Regions from separate parts of the Mus musculus genome. Here region 2 is linked to region 1. A link is a loop called in an ENCODE intact Hi-C map of the cell type or tissue named here. Cell type or tissue: left cerebral cortex. All regions are shown on one strand.

Region 1 (8,000 bases):
TTCACCTGGTCCACAGAGGGGCGGGGCATTCTACAGCCCCAAGTCTTGGCTTCTTATTTCTTTGTGTCCTTAAGAGTCCCATGATCTCTTTCGCTTAAGGGGTATTGGGGACCATCAGACCAGTATCAAAACGGCCTCCCAGCCAGCTGACACTCACTCCCTGGACACAGGTGTCTCCTCTCCTTTTGCTATTATTCTCGCCTATCAGATCGTGGAGGTTTCTCTGGTGACCATGCTTTTCAATCTTTTTCATTCTTATTTCAATGTGACAGGAACTCGGTTTTAACCCAGTGGTTCTCAGCTTGTGACTTGAGACCCTTTGGGGGTCAAATGAGCCTTTCAGAGGGGTCCCCTAAGACCATCGGGAAATGTGGCTCTTTGTATTACAATTCATAACAGTAGCAAAGTTACAGTTACAAGTAGCAACAAAAATAATTTTATGGGTGGGGGTCGCCACAGCATGAGGAACTATATTGACCCAGGAGAAAGGCTGAGAGCCACTGGTTTAAACGCTCCAACTCAATGGCGTGTCATGCATTCACATTACCGGGCTGTCACCACTGCCAGGCTGTCACCACTGCCGAGCTCCAGAACTTTCCCAGTGTCCCAACTAGAAGCAGATACACACAAGCTCCCTGTTAGGAAGGGTCATTTTGTGTGTTTTGTTTTGTGACTCTGGGGACCAAGCCTCACATGCTAGTCACGAGTCCTCCAACTAAGCTGTATACCAGCCCTTACTGGAGACCATTTTGCAGTTATTCAGGTGTTTAGGGGATTTTGTTTGATTTTCTAGGCAAGCTGACTGTACTTAGCTGAATTTTCTATTAACAGTATCTTGCTCCCATAAGTGCCTTGCTAACTAGTTTTAGAGAGAAATTTTGGTCCTTCCGACCTAACCTTAAGAAATCCAGAGCGCCCTCCAATAGTCCGGGGGGGGGGAGGGGGGCTTTGTACAGAGCTCCCTAGAACGTATACAGGCTTTTGCTGCTCTTTTTAGCTTCTGAGACAGGGTTTCACATATTCTAGGCTGGCTTCAAACCTGCTATGTAACCCAAGGATGATGCTGGGTACCACCACTGTCCAATTTATGGGGTGCAAGGAAACAAATCCAGGATTTTATGCCTGTGAAGCACACTACTAATGGAGCTATATCCCCAGCCTCTAGAACGTATGTTTTAAAAGAGTGAAAACATGAGGCCAGAGCAATGGCTCAGCAGCCGAGAGCAGCTAATGCTTTCCCAGAGAATCTGAGTTTGGTTCCTAGCAACCATGTTGAGTGGGTCACAACTGCCTGTCACTCCAGCTCCTAAGGATCTGATGCCCTCTGCTGGTCACCATGAGTATCCACACACATGCAGCTCATAACTCACACACACACACACACACACACACACACACACACACATAAACAAAAATGAGATAACGTTTTTTTAATGGAGTGAAGTCTGATGGGGTGGTGAATGCTTTTAATGCCAGCACTTAGGAGGTAGAAACAGATAGATCTCTGTGAGCCTGAGGCAGCCTGGTCTACACAGCACGGTTCTGGCCAGCTGTGCCTATAGAGTAAGATCTCTCTCTCTCTCTCTCTCTCTCTCTCTCTCTCTCTCTCTCTCTCTCTGTGTGTGTGTGTGTGTGTGTGTGTGTGTGTGTGTGTGTGTGTGTGTGTGTGACAAATTTTTAAGCAAATAATGAAGCGTCATTGATAACCCACTGCTGTGGAAAACTCAGGAAAGCACCTGGGCGAAAGCCTCTCAGAGAAACTCCACACTCTCTCCCCACAGTCCCTTAATTGAGGCTAGGACAACCCCTTGGTGCACATGTCAAGGTACATTAGTCCAGGATGCTGAGCAGGAGAGAGGTCTCCTAGGCTCTGAGGAGAACAGCTGACATAATTACAGATGACATGATGAAAGGCTTTGAGGCCTGATGTGTGTCGCCAGCCTGTATGTGCTCATGCAGAGGTGACTTGCACACTCTCCATGTGACACTCCAAGCCTGGCTCCTGCCAGCCCCTGTGGGAGTAGTGAGAAAGGCTCCGAAGACCCATTTGCTCATGAGATTGTGAATCTCATTATCCCTCCCCAACACCCACCTCCCTCTTCTTTCTCAACAGAATTCAAGCCTCCCACAGGTCCCTGCTTCAGCCTGTCAAGACCTAAAATCTGGTGGGGGGGGCATAAAACACTGTGGAAGGGCAAGAGGGTCCACAGTGAGGGGGCAGAGGGATGTCTCCCTAAGAGATGTAGAGTCATTAAAGCATGTACTCCAAAGACATGTTGTCACCTGATAGCTGAATTGAATAAACCTGGCAAGAACTCAAGTTTCCTAATCTGTAATGGGTTCACACTTAAGGTTGGGCCCCCTGGCATATAGGTGCTGAGAGAGAGCACTCACCATGTACAGGTCTGTAAGACTGAATTCCAGACATATGCCTATAAGGAAGTGAGTGTGGGGACCACAGAGCCATTGCTACTAAGCCTGCAGTATCTGAAGGGAGCCCTGGAGCTGGAATGGGGGAAGCCTGGGCCTCTAAGCTTTCTGTTAGTCTGTCAGCCCTGGGAATGGTATCCTTGGACAAGGCCATTGCTCAGAGTAGAAGATAACTCCCAGCAAGGGACTTAGCTGAGATTCTCAGTCTCCTGTACTTAACATCAAGAGCCAGGGATGGTCGCTCGGTTGGACATAGCCCAGAACTCCTATAGATGACCACATGCCTTCGCTTAAAGGCTGTTTGCTTTAAGACAGGGGTTTGTTTTGTGACCCAGGCTGGCCTCAGAATAATTGTTACACTGCCTACACATCACAGGGGCAGGGATGCACGGTCACACTCGGGTTCAGTTGTAGTCTCTGTACCCTTGCCATCCGTAATAATTCACATCCTTGCATTTGGTTGCACACAAACACTCACACACCTATGACTATATCTATAGTCGTAAATGAAGGGACTTAGCACTGTATTCTAGTGGCTTCAAAATATCTTTCAAAGGGGATTTCCACAGAAGCCTAAAGTCACTGGTCCATTTAACATTTAAATTAACACTGCTCTTTGCATCCTCAAATTTGCTCCTTGGAGTACTCTTTTAATCATCCCTTTAGATTTAAAAATTAGCACGCACATGTGTTTAGCACCAAAGGAGAAGCCATGGCTTAATGAAGGGCCAGAGCCCCTGGTCAGCTTAGCAACTCAAACCCCAAGAGGCCATTAGCTATGCCACATTCCCTGCCTCTGTCCTAGATGTAGAAGATGGGACCATTTAACTGGGATCCAGACCACATTCAGTATTGTAATGATCGTGTGTTTATTTTAATGTGTGATATAAAATCAGATCCTGCCTGTAAGGCAGCAAGACAAGGTCTCTTTTTCCACGTTCTTAGAGGCACTCGGGGAAGCCAGGCACAGATGGTACGTGGATGTGTGAAATCACGGAGGAGCTCGTGTGTGGTGGAGGAATGGGAAACCGTGACCTCTTTCGAGCTTTCTCTTTGCTTCATCCTGAAAGCCACCATGGTCATCCCATAAAAGGTTAAGACATGAATCAGAGTCGAGTGAGAAAGGGGTGAGGGAAATCTGTCAGCAGCAGAGCAGCGATGCCGGGCCAGCTTGCAGCTATAGGAGGCTTTCGCCTGCATTGCTCTTGTTGGACCGTTAATGGTCTTTTTGTTTAATGCCCTTTCTCCTCATCCTCGTGTTTCCAGTTACTAAAACCTGGTGCTGAGATCAGAAGGCAGGGGTCCTTGGATTCATCTCTCTTTTGCAATCATGTTGACATCATGCCATTGGGCTTTTACAGCAGAAACCTCTACTGCTGACCCCTCCAGGGAGGGCCTTTTTGAGGGTCTGGCTTACACCTGCATCTCTGCTGATCACAAAGGAACAAGAGCATCAAAGGCAGCCAGTCACCATCCCTGCCTGTCTCTCGGTATCTCCTCCCCATGGAGGAGACATATGGGGAAAATGGACAGTGAGTGGGTGGGTGAGTATGTGGCCAGATGGATACATCGAGGGATGAATGGATGGACAGATGGAAGGATATATGAATCTGTGGGTAGATGGGTGGTTGGATGGATAGATAGGTGAGTGTGTGTGTGGATAGACAGACACATGTGTAGGTGAGTAGATGAAAGATTGGTGGGTGGATGGAGATCAATAAGTAGATGAGTGGATAGAGATAGGATGAACGGGTGGGTGATTTGGCGGGTGAGTAAATGGGTGGCAGGAAATGTGATGTCGTGAACAGCGACCACAGAGGTCACCTCGGGTGTCTGCTTCATTTTAATCTCAGAAGTGATTGGCCCCAATGTGTTGGCTCCTTTTTTGTACAAGTCCTGACCCCTTGACAATTTTCACTGCCTCTCCTGATGTGAGGGCCATCTTCTCATCTGACTCCAGAAGACACGTTTCATCTCGGGCCTTTGTTCCTCACCGGCACTTCACCCTGGCAGGGATTGGGCCTCATTAAAATCCCTCCTCTGCCCAGTTCCTCTTTGAGGAAGTGCCTTGTTAGGGCATTTCTGCTGTGAAATGGATCACACCAGCCCACGTGGGTGCCCAGCCTGAATGCTAAAGACCGTTATTAGCAGATGTAGCCTCGAGATGTTTCAGAGTTGTCGGTTCTGATGCTCACAGGATTATATTTTCAAACATCATCACGCATCCTGTGTGACAGACTTGATTACGGTGATGAACTAGTTTTCTTCCTCTGAGAGATGTTCTAGTTGCAAAAATGATCCTGAAAGCGTTTCAGAAAAGTACTGAGCAAAACTGAAGTGACATTATTTCGTTTGGGTGGTTCCATTAGCTTACCAGGAGAGGCAGCTTGCTAGGGGGGAAAAAAACATGACTACTCTTGGGTGGCTAAAGTCCAGTGTTTATATTCTCTTCTGCAAAGTGAGACCAGTGACCAAGCACCCTTGTGTGGGACCCTCGGAAGACAAGCTGAGAAAGGCACATAGCAAACTGTGGGGATACCACTTTATTATTGACTGATTGGTGGTGGTGATGGTGGTGGTGGTGGTGTGGTGGTGGTGGTGGTGGTGGTGGTGGTGGTGGTGGTGATGATGTGATGATGACAATGGTGGTGGTGGTGAGAATGGTTGGTTGACTGATTGGTTGATTTAGGTTTACCCAACAGGAGGAATCAGAACTTCACAGTAAAAATGCCTTCCAGTGAGGGCCTCCACAGTCCAGGTCTGCATTCACCAAGGGTTCCGAAGGGAACAGACACTCTCACATGCATGTCGCTGCTTGGTCAAGCCCAGGCTCTATTCAGAAGCACTGACATATAGCACAGCCCAAAGTGTACACTGTGTGCTGGATCACACTCAGTACACACATATGAAAATGTCTAAGCCGGCGTGTGCACCTGTAATCCCCACTACTCAAGAAGCCAAGGCAAGAAAAATCATGAGTTTGAGCCCAACCGACATTGTATCATCACACAAGGTAAAGGTGGGACGGGTGATACAGCTCAGCAAGTAGAGGGCTTTGCTACCAAGTCTGATACCCTGAGTGTACTCTCTACAATCCACATGGCAGAGGGAGAGAACCAACTCCCACGGGTTGTCCACTGACCCACACACATGTACTGTGGCACATGTCTGTCACACGCAGAAATGAAATACATAACTGTAAAATTTTAAATAAAAGTGTACCACATCATATTTTATATGGTCGCCATCGAAATGCCATCGTTTTTAGATGTACCGAGTTTGAGAAAATGTGCTAACAACATAGGCCTGAGAAATGGGTCAACAGCTAAGAACACTCGTTGCTTTTTCGGAAGACCTAGGTTTAGTTCCCACCCTACCCCACCCCTGCCATCAGCTGACCCACAGGTGCTTATGACTCCAACTCCGAAGGATCTAAAGCCTTCTTCCAGCCTCCACGGACACCTTCATACATGTAGTTCACATACACACACATATAAACAGATTCTTTGGATATACTATCAGTACCAATTTTTCTTTTCATCTTTCTGCGGAGAAGACAGTACAGTGCTGGCGATGAAGGCCCGGTGCATATCAGGCAAGCATTGTCTCGGGGCCACATCTTCCCTTTGATCACCTTTCAAATGTGGCTGTTGATCAAGTAGCACATTTGCAATCTCTCTCCCCCTCCCTCCTTGCCACCACATGCTCCTTTTGGTCCTCTGGCAACAAGACTCTGGCTATATAGCCTAGGGTGGCCTTGAACTCAGGGAAATTCTGCTTTGGCATTGTGAGTGTGTGCCTTTATGGCTAACCTCACCTCTCTGCCACAGTGATTAAACTTCAAAGGTGCTCCTAGTCTCCAGCACTGGCCTCACAGTCAGGCAGTGGGCTAGACCTTGGGGCCAGGCTGTGGGCTAGACCTTGGGGCCAGGCAGTGGGCTAGACCTTGGGGCCAGGCAGTGGGCTAGATCTTGGGGCCAGGCCGTTTTTAGAAAGACAGACATGCTGGAGCAGGTGGGCAGGGCACTTCTCCCAAATGCGGATGAGGACTCTCTGGGTGTTTTGCATCTTCTGTGACCTGGAACCCAGGAGGAGATGGGCAGCTGGCCTTTGGAAGCCGCTGTGAGACAGGACAAGCAGGGAACATTTATGACAACCTGGCTTCTCAGAAGAAGGAGAGGAAAAACTGGGCACAACCTGAATTCCCAGTGGAGGGCACTAGGTTAGGTAGATTTTGATATGCCCAGACGGTGGAATTATTGGCAGCCATTAAAACCAATTGTTCTGGAAAGATATTCAACAGCATAAGAAGATTAATAATGCATGGGTTTGCAAAAAAAAAAATCAGTGTAGTCATGTTACAAAGAGGGTTGCATGACAAGTCCTCACGTTCGACTTTAAAAGTTACTTTATTTTGTGTTGTGAAGGAGGGAGGTGTTGCACAAACCATAGTACAAGTATGTGGGGGCTCAGAGGACAACCTATGGAAGTCAGTCCTCCCCTATACACTGTGGGCTCCAGGGATTGGACTCAGATCCTCAGGCCTGGCAGCCTGTGTTCTCATCCAATCAATTGACTCACCACCAACCTTGAGAAGAGATTTAAATACATAACATTGCTTCATTAGGGACCATGACCACCAATGGTGACCTTCCCTGTCTGATACGGTTCCTGGCACCACCAGGCCCTCAGCCAACATGAACCATCTTCCCCTGTCTTAGCTTGCTTTCAATTACTATGATAAAACACCATGACAGAAAGCAACATGGGGAGGAGAGGGGTTATTTCAGCTTACAGCTTACGGCTGTGAAGGGAAGTCAGGGCAAGAACTCAAGGCAGGAAGGAACCTGGAGACCGAGCTGATGCAGAAGCCATGGAAGAAGGCTGCTTACTAGCTTGCTCCCCATAGCTTGCCAGCCTGCTTTCTTATATAATGCATGACTACCTTCCCAGGTGGGGCACCACCCTCGGCAGTCATTAAATAAGAAAACAGTCTACAGAACAAACTTATAGAAGCATTTCCTCAGTTGGAGTTCCTCTTCATAGATAACTCTACCTTATATCAAGTGGACAAAAAGCTAACCAGACTACCCCGGCTCGGGTAGGCTCTCTCTTTTATCTTCTTTGTGGTCCTGAGGATTCTACTTAGACAGCCAAGCATGCTGGCCATAATGTGTCCCACTTAGCTGCATCTCCGACCTTTTCTTAGTTTTCACTTCAAGACAAGGTCTTATAAGGCCTGGACTGGCCTTGAACTCACTGAAGAAACTACGTTGGCCTTGAATTTAGGTCTTCTTGGCTCATCCTCACAAATAACTGGCATTATTGACCTGAGCAACCTTTCCTGGCTTCTCAGTCAGTTTTGATAGATCTAATTCTGAGCCAGGAAGACTTGCTCCTCCAGTTCTCTCCTGGAGGTCTCAGATCTACCTTGGACCCCTGCTGGTCACAGTCCAGTTGAAGATATTATGTAATTTTGTCCTGGATGTGTGGGAGGCTGCCTAACACAGGGTAGAGGCCAACATGAAAAGCCTTTCATATTCAAAATCAAGTATTACAGAGAAAGTGCT
Region 2 (8,000 bases), 56 kb before region 1:
GTAGTGAATACAGTGACAATAAGCATGATTGGTAAACTTGTGTGATATTCATGTGCTTTTCCTAAAACACAACGGCAGCTTTTGTTTGAAGACTTTGGTCTTCCTAGTATGAAAGTTTTCTTCCATTAGATCTTTCATTGTTTCTCTTTTGCTCTAAGACCTTGCAGGGTTGATATTCAATGTCAGCCTGGGCAGATTCAGAGCCACCTAAGGTGCATGCTTCTTAGCATCCTGAGACGTTGAATTGAGGAGGGTGGTCCCGTGGAAACATGGCTGGGTCCAGTCCATAAACTGTGCCCCTGAACTGAATAAAAAGGAGGAAGCCAGCTAAGCAACAGGCTATCAGCACTGGTCACTGCTTCCTGACTGCAGACCAGCTGCCTTCCCTGCCACATGAACTGAATTCCTGTATTCCCTTCCTCCCTCCTTCCCTCCCTCCCTTCCTCCTTCCTTCCCTCCCTCCTCCTTCCTTCCTTCCTTCCTTAAGTTGCTTTTGTCAAGTATTGTCATAGTTACAGAAAAAAAATCACCAACACTCGCCCTGGCAGCTGCTCTTTGCTACTTTGTGGCTTCCTCTTTTTCTTACCCTTTATCCCTATGAGTGCTCCTCCCTTTGTTACTTTGTGACTTCTTTTTCCCATCCTTTATCTCCGCCCATCCCCCCTTTATGCTCTATCACTATATAGGAGAGAGAGAGAGAGAGAGAGAGAGAGAGAGAGAGAATGAATCACTAAATAATTTCCTTCTTTTTTCTTCTTTGAGCACAACTAACAAATCACAACCAACGCCCCTGAATGACCAACAACCACCCACACCGCCTATGAGGCTCTAACATTTATACACCCCCTGAAAAGTTTCCAGAATTCCAGATGTCCCAAAGCCGCAGAAACTATCCGCAGCTGGCAACACCCCCACTATGCTACAGCACGAGGCAAATCATAGTCAGTTGCTGAAGACAGTCTGAAGCAGCCCCATATCCGCACACCTGAGGTTAAAATGAAACCACATTCTTATATGTCAGTGTTTTTAAGAAACCAAATTCCAGAATTCACACTTACACCGCCCCCTTGGGAGCCCCTAGTTCCAGAATGAGTCTCTGTTGTTCCTCTCTGCTGCTCTTCTCACTCTGGCATCCCAATCTCCACCCTCACTGATGTCCAGGAGACGTTACCTCCCAGAGATCTCAGGTTATCTTGCACACAGCTGTCAGTGCTCTGTAACTAAGGTTTGCTTCTGGCTGCCTCTAATGTGTCTTTAACTCTCAGATTCAGTAATTTAATTCATCTCCTGCCGTCATTTTCTCAGCTCTGCTGGGGTCCTTTGAATTTCAGTTTCTTTCACTGTATCATTTCCAGCATTTTAGAGTTCTGGTTTGCTTTCATCTGTGAAGCACAGAACTGATGTGACAGTTTCCTTTTACTTCCGGTAGCAAATCTGTTCGTTGATGAAGCCCTTCCTCTGCTCATGTTCACTGTCTGTTTTTACGGCTCATGGCTTCCGAATCCTCCCTGACCTGGGACGCCCTGGCATCCATGAACTTTCCGTGGGTCTCCATGGTTTTAGCTGCCTCTGCTGAACTTTCACTTGAGTCTAAGACAAAACTCAAAGCCAGGGACAGAGAGCTGAGGGCCAAGGAGTCACATGGTGCTGAACTGTCTCAGCTACTCATGGTTTCTCCTTGTAGGTGGGAAACAGCTGCTCCAGATGTTCAGGGTCACTCTTGGCCTCTGCCCTTGCTCTTTTGCCTGTGGTGTCTGGCATGACACCGTGGAGAAACTAGATTTGGACAGCTCTGCTTGCTTGTTATTGGACAGCATAGCCAAACCATTGCTGAAGGCAGGTGGGCCATGTGATGAGAAGGGGGCTCCTCCAAGTGGGTCCGTACCCCCTGCCGCAGCCCAGCGTCTTTCTTCCTGAGCAGCACCCTGCTGTGGCCCAGCCTGTCCTCTGGTGCCTAGCTGCACATGGTAGGCTATGTGGTCAGTGACTGCCCCCAGCCCCAGTACACTCTCCCTCCCCACAGCACAGTGCCCCCTGCTCAGGAAGCAGGGCTGTGAGTCAGCCTTCAATCTGGTTTCCTTGGCATCGTACCTCTCTGAAATTCCTCAAAATTGCTGGCATGTTGATGCTTCTCGCTCCTCTTTTTCCAACACTGAAGCAGATTCTCCTATTTTTGTAACTACCTTGCAGGGTCCTTTCTGTCACTTGCAGAAGGGGGTAGCTTAGGTGGGAGGTGGACATCTGTGCTCAGCTATCCTGTCTTCCATCGTTAAAACGGCCTCTCGCTTTGCACAGTGGTGTTCAGGCAGATGAGACGTCTTAGGCGACTCCTGTTCCGTGGCCCTCTTTTAATGTCTTGCCCTATGCTGGCCCTCATCACATCATCTGGCTTTATAATTTAGCCTTTTGTTTTGTTTTGTTTTGTTGTTGTTTTTCTGGGCATGTCCCCTCTCCCTCTCAAATCCCAAGTTAGCATCCCCTCTGAGGAGTGATTCTTCCGCCAAACATGGCTGCCAGGCTCTGGCAACCTGATCCATATCCAGGCCTCCAGTGATATTGATGGAGCTTCCCACATCCTCCCTGCCCTGCCAAGGTCACGACCTTCGTGTGGAAACAGCAGAAGCTGCTCCCGGCCTCCTGGTCCCCATGTGTCCCTCTCAGCAGCAGTGTGTTTCACTGGAGAGCCGTTTCGGATCCTTCTGGCATATCCTGGCCTTGCTTGTGAATCAGCAGTAAGGCAGCAGGCGGTGGAGGGGTGGGGTGCAGAGGCGCCCCAGGTTGGCTTGGCGGCCTGCCCCAGAACCCAGCATATCACACAATTTGCTGTGCCCAGCCTGTGAACAGCTGCCTCTGGCCCTCTCTGGGGAGTTACCAAGCTGCCACAGCTGCTCCTTCCCGGGAGTAGTGAAAAGATCTCTCCCACCAGAGGCTTCTGCGCATCCCTTTGGGGTTTCACAGGGTGCAGGTTAGCTTGTTCCTGCAGAGAGACCACACCTCTTGGGTTTAGGTCAATGGCATTACTGTGGCTTGCCCTGCAGTAACTGAACCCGAAGTTATCTGTCTTATCCTCTCTTTGATCATATCCCTGATAGTGACCACTGCCCCTCACACCTGGCGCGAATGATCTTACTTTTAAATTTACAACCCACCTGGGGTAAGCCGTGGAGGTACCTTTTTTTTTTTTTAAAGAAGAATTCTCTTGTTCACCTGGAGTGGCCAGGACAGAGGGCTACAACAAGTAGAACCATGGGACTCCAGGTCTGTGTGGTTCCCTCTCCCTCACAGCCTGCAGTGAGCACAGAACCACGGGCTCTAGGGCAGGCTCTGCCAGCCATGACTGGCATCTGCGAGTCCAGCTCCTGGTCTAGAAAAAGTGATTAGCACACAGCCGCACTCACTGCTTCTTGTGTTGCCTACGGCTTCTCTTGTAATACAACAGCAGAACTTAGTTGGGACAGAGCCCAGAAGGCCTGTGAAAACTAAATATTTATGCTCTGGCCCCTTGCAGAGGAACCTGGCTTTCTCTTGCTATTGTGGACCATAGGAAGAAATCAGACTAAAGTTAGGTCCTGAGTTCAGTGTTTTCTAGCTGTGTGATCTTGGGTGGCTGTCTTGACCTCTCTGTGTCTTATTATACTTACCCACACATTGCTTATAACTATGCCTTTAAGTCTACACCAGTGGCCTGAAGTAATGTCCTGGCATGAGTGAGGGACTAGAGGGATGGGGGCACTAAAGGCACTGGTCCTAAACACCCTCAGGTCCTAAAGCTGCCCATATTTCTAGGACATCTTATGGCTGCTTGCCACCTGGGCTTCCCCTGTGGCACGCCTGTGCAGTTCATCAGTCTGCAGGGAGAGTTCATTAGGTTGAGTCTGTGACCGGGAACCCCACCGCCATTTCCTTTTCCATCTATCCTAGGTGGTCTGCCTTCTCCACTCTCTCTTCTGCCTCCCTCTGGACTGCTCTGGAGTTTCTACTTAGGCCCTCCTCTAATCACCCGGACAAAGGTGACATAGACTCCTCTCTAGACTCCCCTTTGGACACCAGGCACTCAGTGACACATCACAGGCAGCAGGTGTCCTCATTCAACCATGCGGATGGCTCACTGATGCAGGCTATAGTTCTGAGACCTTCCAGGGAGGTGCGAGGCCTCCAGACCCTCTGTACACAGCCCAAGGTGGATGGGTGGGTGAATAAGCCACAATATATGGTCCTGCCTTTCAGATCTGCATCCCAAATGGAAAATTCCACTTGGGCCTTGCAGAATAGATATGACTCCCAGTTTCTAGTGAAGTTGTACTGTCCAAACTGCTGAGCTCAGCACATTCCAGGCCCTGCAGCCTGCTCAGCACTCGGGGCGGTGTCCACCCAAGACGCACACTCAGCACCTGCACAGGATGAGGCCGGCTCCAGGCTCTAGGCCAGGGCATAGACAGGTTGTCATTCCTAACCTTGAAGGAGCTGAGACAGCTCAGCTTCTCTATCCAGGAGTAGTGGGGAGCTGCGTATGAGGGGACTTCCTGGTTACAGAACCAAGTAGCCAAGCAGCAAGGAGGGCACCCGAGGGCCAGAGCTGAGCCTGGAGGCCCCAGAGGACGTCATGGGAAGGAGCTGTTTACATGGGGCTCTCGTGGCCTGCGCCCATATGATGTAAAAGAACTGTATGGTTCATGACAAGATGCGAGCCTAGGCATCAGGCTATCCTTAGGAGACCTGTACCTGCAAAGGGAGAGTTCTACAGTGTAGGGCCCTGAAGGAGACGTGGCATGTTGGGAGGAATCAGAAGAAAGCAAACTTCACACAAGTATTTTGGGCAAGGCTTGGGGAATCAATTGGGCTAATGAGACCCCCAAGGACGAGCAATGGTGGGAGTCAGAACCACCACCAGGTGCTCTTGAGGGCAACTGGAGGAGCCAAGCTGGACAGGGCTGGGATCCAAACAAGGAAAGAGGAGCCAAGCAGAAAGATCCTTAACTTTTAACTCTTCCTCTTCCTTGCCCTCAGACTCCTGCTGGGGCCTCTCTTAGGCCTTCTGGTGCCTGATGGGCTCCTGTTACCCTCCGACCCCTGCTGAGACCTCTCATTAGCCCTCCAGTGCCTGCTGAGACCTACCATTGGCCTTTTTACATCTGCTGATATCCTGGCCCTCTGATACCTTCTGGGGTCCTTTTGGCCCTCTGCTTCCTGCTGGGCTCCTATTGGCTTTCTGAATCCTGTTGGCCTCCTATTGGTCCTTAGACCCCTGCTGGCTCCTATTGGCTCTCTGACTCCTGCTGGGCCACCCATTAGCCCTTACACTCCCGGCTTCCATTGTTTTTTTGATGCCACTTGAGACCCCCCATCAGCCTAACCTAACTGGGAGTCTCAGAACAAGTCAGATCAAGAGGTGCCACTCATTAAAGTCAAATTCCAGAGAGGGCAGGGCAGGACAAGCTGGAGGGTGTGAGTGGGGACAAGTGTTGGATTTCAGCAAGATACAGCCCGGTAAGGGTCCTGGACATAGGGGCTTCCATGTTCTTTTCTGCAAATCAAGCCACGCAGGCTAAACCAGTCACTGGGTGTGCTGCCTTGGAGAAAGGATATGAGATCCTATGAGGCCGACCATTTTAGTCTTAGGTGAATCATAGCAGAGAGGGGAATGGGAGCCTTCCTATAGAAGGTTCTAGATATGATGTCCATGGCAGTGCCTAGGAAGGGTGGAGATTAAACTGGAAAGTCAGACTGGGACACCCTAAAAGGGTAACTGCAGATTTGTAAGAATGGGAGGAGGGCACTCAAACTTAAGGAACTATCTTATAGAGAAGAGGGCAGGACCTTGGCAGAGTTTAAAGGGGGAGAGGAAGCTGCCACCGGAGGAACTGGGACATCAGAGGGGTAGACGCCACAGGAGGAGCTGAGGGTCTCCACAGGAAGTAACTGCACTGCTCCCACGCGACTGTCCAGAGTTCTCCCTCTCGGCCTTCAGTCCCCAGCACTCAAGTATGAATGGGCTTGATGCCCCCCGGGTGTCCCTCCCATAACTCACTCACTCCTCATAGGCTTCCTGTGGGCCTTGACACACAGGATGTATCCACGCAGAGGATGTGATCTGAGGGACCCGAGGGCTTGTGTGGAAAGGAACGTGGGCCCACCCTGCCAGGGTCAGCTGTTTACAACCCAGCTCCAAGCCCAAGACCCCACCAAGCAACTCTGGAGTCCAACACGCTTTGGCCCATTCTCCCATCTGTGTTCTTGTTCTTCATAATAGAGAACAGACAGACAGGGACAGACAGACAGACCTGGGACAGGCAGGGGTGTCGTGACGGAGAGAAAAAGCAGGTTCCTTTCAGGCAGCCCAGATCGGGGTGTGAGTGATGCACGACACAGCTGCATCTGCTCTCTCACGAGGCTGCACACAGAGAATCTAACGCGCACGTCTACGTGGAGTGCTATCCTCTGGCTATCACATGACCATCGTCCTCTTGAACTCTCAGCATGTGTGATTAACCACAGGACACCTACACAAAAGTGGGCCCCATCTCTGTCTCACTGTGTGGGAGGTGGGGATGTGGGACGCATGGAGATGCATAAGCGGTCAGTGGCTGCGAGACTGAGACGTCTGCTTCAGAGGAACTTGTGTGCTGCTCTGGTTCCCATAAACTCTGATTAAAAGTCATTGTAGGGCTGGAGAGATGGCTTAGTGGGTAAGTGATTGACACCCCTTAGAGTCCCAGCACTGGGGTATGGAGACAGGAGAATCTCAGGCCAGCCACTCTAGTCAGTTGATATACCCTAGTTCAATAAAAGACTAAGAAAACGAAGTGGAGAGTGACTGGGGAAGGTGTCTGATGTCATATGAATACACACAAAGACATACATGAACACACACATACACACACACACACACACACACACACACACACACACACACACACACCTCTAAATGAACAAGATTCTTGACCCACCAGGCTCCGTTCCAGTGGGACAGTTCTTTGGTCTTTGTTGCTGTCCTCTCTGGGGTAAGCAGACATGTGTTCATTATCCAGAAAAAGTCCACAGTGTGCATTAGGGCTCTCTAGAAGAATAAACCCAATAGAATGAGCTTAATACACAGGGGTTATTAGATTGGCCTACACCGCGCATGGTGGGTAGTCGAGCAATGGTTGTCTTGTGTACTGGAGAGGCTGAGAACTTGTTAGATGCTCAGTCCACAGACTGGATGCCTCGGCAATCACAATGCAGGCCTGGAGGTCGCTGCAGAGCTGCTGTCCTCAGACTGCATAGGAAGGCTAAAGAAGCTGAGTCTGGATGTCTTTGGAGGATGGTGGCAGCAACAGCAGCAGCGGCGGCAACAGTAAAGCAGATGCACAGGTCAGCATGGAGCAAAGGCACACAGATGAAGCAGCACCACTTTTCCTTTGGTCCTCTTTACACCTGGGCCCCTTGGGAAAGGCTCTGCCCACCTCGGAGAGGGTCTTTCCATCTCAACGAATCCTTCAAGGAAACAAACCCACACAGATCCCATCAAGTTCACAGCCAAGGTGAACCACCACATCCTGCATCTTCACTTATACTTGTCCCTACATTTTTTCATGCAGGCTCAACTCCAGCTACACAGTATAAAGCACTAACTTATCTGGAAGTAGGTTGTTCTGTGTCCCCACAGGAACACCTTTCTGCCACAGGAATTACTTCTACAAGAATTTAAGTGCATGTGCCAAATCTTAAATGGGGGTGAGAGGGTGGGAGGAAAGGGATCAGGGGGCAAACGATCAAACAAAAAATAACCCTCATGGTAGCCCAGAATTGCTTCAGCAACTTTAACATTCAAAAAGAACAGTGAGTGGGGTAAGCATAGTGTTGAAAAAACATCGATGTTGATAAAGAAAAGGAAGTCTCATGTTTAGCATCCAGCATCTACTTGCATGCCTGCAGTGATGGGGAGCTCACTACCTCATTCATTGTCACTAGAAACTTTTCTTCTTCATCATCTTCATTTTCTATGTCATTATCCGATT

Evidence for each region. Peaks named below come from ENCODE experiments on the same cell type or tissue, not always from the same donor. Only the 100,000 strongest peaks of a DNase experiment are listed, where the experiment ranks them.
Region 2: it touches region 1 in a loop (7-fold over the local background); 3 of 42 quality-filtered maps call a loop at or near these places.

Annotation. Positions count from the first base shown.
Region 1 is chr4:46,766,757-46,774,756 of GRCm38, reverse strand. All of the region lies in intron 7 of Gabbr2 (gamma-aminobutyric acid (GABA) B receptor, 2), which reads left to right. Among named protein-coding and RNA genes, the nearest start is that of Gm32208, 79 kb to the left of the region's middle. In left cerebral cortex, a CTCF peak has its summit at 1,316 (motif pointing left); DNase peaks (open chromatin) are centred at 2,019, 3,427, 3,979 and 4,540; H3K27ac peaks cover 4,544 bases.
Region 2 is chr4:46,822,393-46,830,392 of GRCm38, reverse strand. All of the region lies in intron 3 of Gabbr2 (gamma-aminobutyric acid (GABA) B receptor, 2), which reads left to right. Among named protein-coding and RNA genes, the nearest start is that of Gm32208, 23 kb to the left of the region's middle. In left cerebral cortex, a CTCF peak has its summit at 4,060; DNase peaks (open chromatin) are centred at 2,775, 3,352, 4,285, 6,456 and 2 more places; H3K27ac peaks cover 6,707 bases.